Regions from separate parts of the Homo sapiens genome. Here region 1 is linked to region 2. Evidence: chromatin loops called from intact Hi-C (ENCODE). Cell type or tissue: PC-9. All regions are shown on one strand. Links, peaks and the distances in the headings refer to the core of each region. The heading gives the core; the rest is flanking DNA.

What was found. Peaks named below come from ENCODE experiments on the same cell type or tissue, not always from the same donor. Only the 100,000 strongest peaks of a DNase experiment are listed, where the experiment ranks them.
Region 1: a loop joins it to region 2, with 4 times the contacts of the local background. A loop is called at or near these places in 5 of 110 quality-filtered maps.

Annotation. Positions count from the first base shown.
Region 1 is chr10:32,033,751-32,036,572 of GRCh38, reverse strand. KIF5B (kinesin family member 5B) reads left to right here. Exons shown (of 26, transcript NM_004521.3): 9 at 579-683; 10 at 906-1,051; 11 at 1,735-1,883; 12 at 2,535-2,728. Among named protein-coding and RNA genes, the nearest start is that of KIF5B, 21 kb to the left of the region's middle. In PC-9, for the core only: no CTCF peak of the experiment used is centred there; no DNase peak of the experiment used is centred there.
Region 2 is chr10:32,273,824-32,276,645 of GRCh38, reverse strand. The region is part of intron 10 of EPC1 (enhancer of polycomb 1); the gene reads left to right. Among named protein-coding and RNA genes, the nearest start is that of EPC1, 72 kb to the left of the region's middle. In PC-9, for the core only: no CTCF peak of the experiment used is centred there; no DNase peak of the experiment used is centred there; H3K27ac peaks cover 339 bases.

The DNA of each region.
Region 1 (2,822 bases), core at 249-2,748, 240 kb after region 2:
TGGCACATGCCCGTAATACCAGCTACTGGGGAGGCTGAGGCAGGAGAATTGGTTGAACCCGGGAAGCGGAGGTTGCAGTGAGCTGGGATCAAGCCACTGCACTCCAGCCTGGGTGACAGAGTGAGACTCAGTCTCCAAAAAAAAAACACCACAACATAGATATTTAGATATTTTATATATTTTTAAAAGAAGCAGATTTGCTTATATAATGTGTTTAAAACTCAGTCTCTGTTTTCTAACAGTTACAACATCAACATTATGCATTAGCCAATTTTAGAAGGTTCCTGTTTTCTAATGTAGCAAAGGGGACTAACAGATTAATGAACTACAAATTTACATTTAAATTGGTTATTTTCAAGAGTACCTACAAACTACAGATAAAATTTGATGTCTCTCTAATCAAACTCTTAAGAGTAGTACTCAAGAAATGGTGGTATGCTTGGCAAATAAGATCATGAAGCTTTTCATGTTCTTTTTTCTTTTTTACTGGTTATTGATGACATATGAACATTTTAGAAAATGTAAAGAAAATTATAAACTTGTAATTTTGTTTCATTCTTTTGAAATCTTATGTATAGGTTAGTAAAACTGGAGCTGAAGGTGCTGTGCTGGATGAAGCTAAAAACATCAACAAGTCACTTTCTGCTCTTGGAAATGTTATTTCTGCTTTGGCTGAGGGTAGTGTGAGTATACATGTCTTCTATCTCCCTGTTACCTTATGGGGCATTATTTAAATATAGGTGTATATGTGTGCCTGGGTGTGTATGAGAGAGAGAGAGAGAAAGAGAGATTGAGATTCAATGTGTTTGAATCAGTATGTGTAAGTTAGTTGTCTTTTGGGAGTTTATTTTATAATAACATTTTATTATACTGGTCTTGTTTTCTTTCTTTGTTTTTGTATGCAGACATATGTTCCATATCGAGATAGTAAAATGACAAGAATCCTTCAAGATTCATTAGGTGGCAACTGTAGAACCACTATTGTAATTTGCTGCTCTCCATCATCATACAATGAGTCTGAAACAAAATCTACACTCTTATTTGGCCAAAGGTTTGTTGTTAAGAAAGTACAAAACCTAAATTTAGATAGACCTTTTGTTTATAAAATGTAGGAAAATGTGAGCTGTTATTCCAACCTGTACATACTGTTTTGTGCTAGACACACTCAGTTTGAATTGATGACAGATAATACAAGGTGGGTCTGATTTTTAGACTGCTTGGTTTAAGTTTTAGTACACATTAAAGTCAGATGTAATTTTAGTCAAATTTGTGTGACAAGCTGTAATTTGGTATTAAAGAAAATAAGCATTTGAATCAAATAATGAGGTCAAAGCCTGGCAAACATAATCCTCTGTTAAGCCTGTAGACATGCATGACAGGTTAATATAATCTGTATGAGATGATTAGGAAAATCAGTAATGATGATTCCGTCTTTGACTTTCAACAGTAATTTCTTAATTCAGCCTTGCAAACAAATTGGAAAAATATAGGCCTTTGTCTTTTATTTTTAGTGGTTTGTTGATTTTTTTTTTTTTAAAGCTATTCACAGATTTTGGAGCAGACTCAAATTTAGTTGAGTTGTAAATAACGTCATATGTTGCGGCTTTTAGTATTTAGTCTAAGAGATTACTGGACAAGCATAAGTTTCTTAGCCATATATACATATATTCCATATAGATAAAATTAAAAATAATTTCAGTCTCATCCTTTTTTTCCTCCAATTACATCTCTTAGGGCCAAAACAATTAAGAACACAGTTTGTGTCAATGTGGAGTTAACTGCAGAACAGTGGAAAAAGAAGTATGAAAAAGAAAAAGAAAAAAATAAGATCCTGCGGAACACTATTCAGTGGCTTGAAAATGAGCTCAACAGATGGCGTAATGGTAATAACTTAAGAATTTGTCATCTTCAGTTTGTTAAATACAGATTTAGAGCATAGAAACGTAGAAATAGTTCAGCAAAATCAGTAAGTGACTAGATCAAGAAATTTAATAGACATCGAAATAATTTTTAAAAAAATTAATAGAAATCCTGGAGCTGAAAAATAAAATGAGCAAAATGCAAGAGACCATCAGTAGTAGAATTAATTAAGCAGAAGAATCTGAACTTGAAGACAGATTATTTGAAAATAACACAGAGAAGAAAAAGTTTGAAAGAACGAGGCTGGGTGCACTGGCTCATGCCTGTAATCCTAGCACTTTGGGAGGCCAAGGTGGGCAGATCACTTGAGGTCAGGAGTTAGAGACCAGCCTGGCCAACATGTTGAAACCCCATCTCTACTGAAAACACCAAAATTAGCCTGGCATGGTGCTGAGCGCCTGTAATCCCAGCTAATCAGGAGTCTTGAGGCAGTAGAATTGCTTGAACCCTGGAGGCAGAGGTTGCAGTGAGCCTAGATTGCACCACTGCACTCCAGCCAGGGTGACAGATTGAGACTCTGTCTCAAAAAAAAAAAAAAAAATTTTTAAAGGAATGAAATTGAAATTAGCTTTAGACGTCGTTTTTTTATTAACCACTTTATTTTCTTATTTTAGGGGAGACGGTGCCTATTGATGAACAGTTTGACAAAGAGAAAGCCAACTTGGAAGCTTTCACAGTGGATAAAGATATTACTCTTACCAATGATAAACCAGCAACCGCAATTGGAGTTATAGGAAATTTTACTGATGCTGAAAGAAGAAAGTGTGAAGAAGAAATTGCTAAATTATACAAACAGCTTGATGACAAGGTAGGTATTGCTTGATTTAGGTCTGCTTTATATTAGGATACTATTGACATGGGTGTTTTTATTTTCTAACTTTTCTCATTTCAGTGCTGTGGGC
Region 2 (2,822 bases), core at 226-2,725:
CTGGGACCTTCTTTAGGAATTGAACTTTATTTCTCAGAAGAATATAAAACCTTAGCATCTCATAGCTGAAGAGGACCTTAATGATCACCTAATTTAATCTCATTCTCATTTTATTTATTTATGTATTTATTTTTAAGATGAAGTCTTGCTCTGTGGCCCAGGCCAGAGTGCAGTGGTGCGGTCTCGGCTCACTGCAACCTCTGCCTCCTGGATTCGAGCGATTCTCGTGCCTCAGCCTCCCGAGTAGCTGGGATTACAGGCATGTGCCACCACGCCTGGCTAAGTTTTTGTATTTTTGGTAGAGACGGGGTTTCACCATGTTGGTCAGGGTGGTCTCAAATTCCTGACCTCCGGTGATCAACCTGCCTCGGCATCACAAAGTGCTGGGATTACAGGCGTATGCCACTGCGCCCAGCCTGTCTTTCTCATTTTAGATGAAGACAGAGTCCCAAAAGATTTACTTTCTCAGGAATACTCAGCTAATTATGATAGAGCTGAGGACTAAGAATGTCAAGGTCTTTTGGCCCCTAGACCATAGTTATTATTACCACCACTTACAGCTTAAGGGTTGCTCTGTGCATTTCTCCTAGACTATTTGCCAAAAGTGTCCAGGAAAAATTTCATAACTAGACTCTGTAGAAGACAGCAATATCTAACAAATAGGCTAACATAGTAATCTAAAATGTTGATTGCATTTTTTTTTTTTTATGAGACGGAGTCTCACTCTGTCACCCAGGTTAGAGTGCAATGGTGTGATATCAGCTAACTGCAACCTCCACCTCCCGGGTTCAAGCGATTCTCCTGCCTCAGCCCCCTGAGTAGCTGGGACTACCACACCCAGCTAATTTTTGCTTTTTCCTTTTTTTTTTTTTAGAAGGAGTCTTGCTCTGTCATCCAGGCTGGAGTGCAGTGACGCGATCTCGGCTCACTGCAAGCTTCGCCTCCCGGGTTCACACCATTCTCCTGCCTCAGCCTCCCAACTAGCTGGGACTACAGGCACGTGCCACCACGCCCGGCTAATTTTTTTTTTGTTTTTTTTTTTTGGTAGAGATGGGGTTTCACTGTGTTAGCCAGGATGGTCTCAATCTCCTGACCTAATGATCTGCCCACCTCGGCCTCCCAGAGTGCTGGGATTACAGGCGTGAGCCACCGCGCCCAGCCAACTTTTGCATTTTTAATAGAGACGGGGTTTCACCATCTTGCCCAGGCTGGTCTCGAACTCCTGACCTCGTGATCCACCCACCTCGGCCTCCCAAAGTGTTGGGATTACAGGCGTGCGCCACCGCGCCTGGCCTTGATTGCATTTTTATTTCCAAGTCTGTATTAGGAAGAAGTTAACAGTTGTTAAGAAGTGAAATTCACAAGATCTTCAAAGACTCAGGATTAAGATGTTAAATAAGGCAAAAATATTTGGACTTTATTCACATTGATTTCTAATTAGCTATTGATAAATGTTTAATTAAACACACACGCCAGCAAAGTTCTACAAAAGAATACTTTCTTTCATATATATGGACTTTAATACATAGACATTCAGTGAATGCTAAATTATTGTTTTTCTATATATGTGATGACCTGACCTTCCAAAAATGGTTTGTTTGCTTTTAAATTTACTGAGCATTCCCTACTAGAAAAGCCAAGGCTTAGGCAAAACACTCAAACTTAGGAAATTAAACTGTAAATCTCACAAATATATTGGCAAAAGTATCTAGTGAGTCAAGGATTCTTACATTTAAATAATTTTCGTGGATTTTTTTTAAACATGAGAAATATTAACTATGAAATTATTTGAGGGCAGCATTGACTTTTTTAGATTTTCTTCAAGTTTTGGTATAACACATTTCTGTTTATATGGAAATGATCATGTTGACAGTTATTTTTATGTCAATATTTAGGGAGCATTCTATTATCAATAAAAATCTTTTCTACAGATTGCAGATTTGTGAATTACGAACATAGTAGGAAAAGGAGCTCATCAAAGGGAAGATATCAACTAAACAGATTTTAACACACACAGAAAATAAGAAAACCAATTTCCAACATTTTTTGCCCTTATAGCCCAAGAACTTAGTTCAACTCAAGTATAAGAACCTGTGTAGATACTAATAACTTATTAGGTTTTCTTGAATATTATTTCACAATTTTCTGATCCATTCAAAACATGGCAGAATTTGTACCTAACCTAATTTTCTAGTTGTACCAGGCAGAAAGTATATCCTGGAGGATAAAGAAAGATTCTTCATGAGTTATATAAGTGAAAAGTATAAAACTTGAAGTGATATTCTAACTAAATTATCAAACTGAAGTTAAACAACAAATTAGGTGACAGTATTTTGAAAACATTAAACTTTAGATTGAGGAAATGTGCATGATTTATAGATTCCCTGGTAGCCAGGGATGCATGATAAATCTTTTTTTGTTTTAAAATAATTCTTACTCAAACATCACAGGCTTCTTAAAGACGCCTTTAAAATCAGAGGTATTGTGATTGTATGTGCTTTTTTTTTTTTTAATTGGCAAAAAAGAGAAAAAGGTTTCCTTTTTAAAAACTGCACACACTTTTTTGGGGGGGTAATAAATGAACATTTTTTTGTTTGTTTTTTTTAGAACTGAGCTCTCCATAGACAAACATAAGTAGCATAACACAGTGTCTTTCCTCAGACATCATTCTGTACAGTAAATCAACATAAACAACTCCGTTCTTATTGACTGGATTTTTTCCAGGTGGGTTAATTGGGTGGGGAAAATTAATTAACCTTAACATTAGAGCCTCTTTTCTTCCTGTTAAACTTAAAGGATGAGTTCTTTAAAAAAAAGCAATA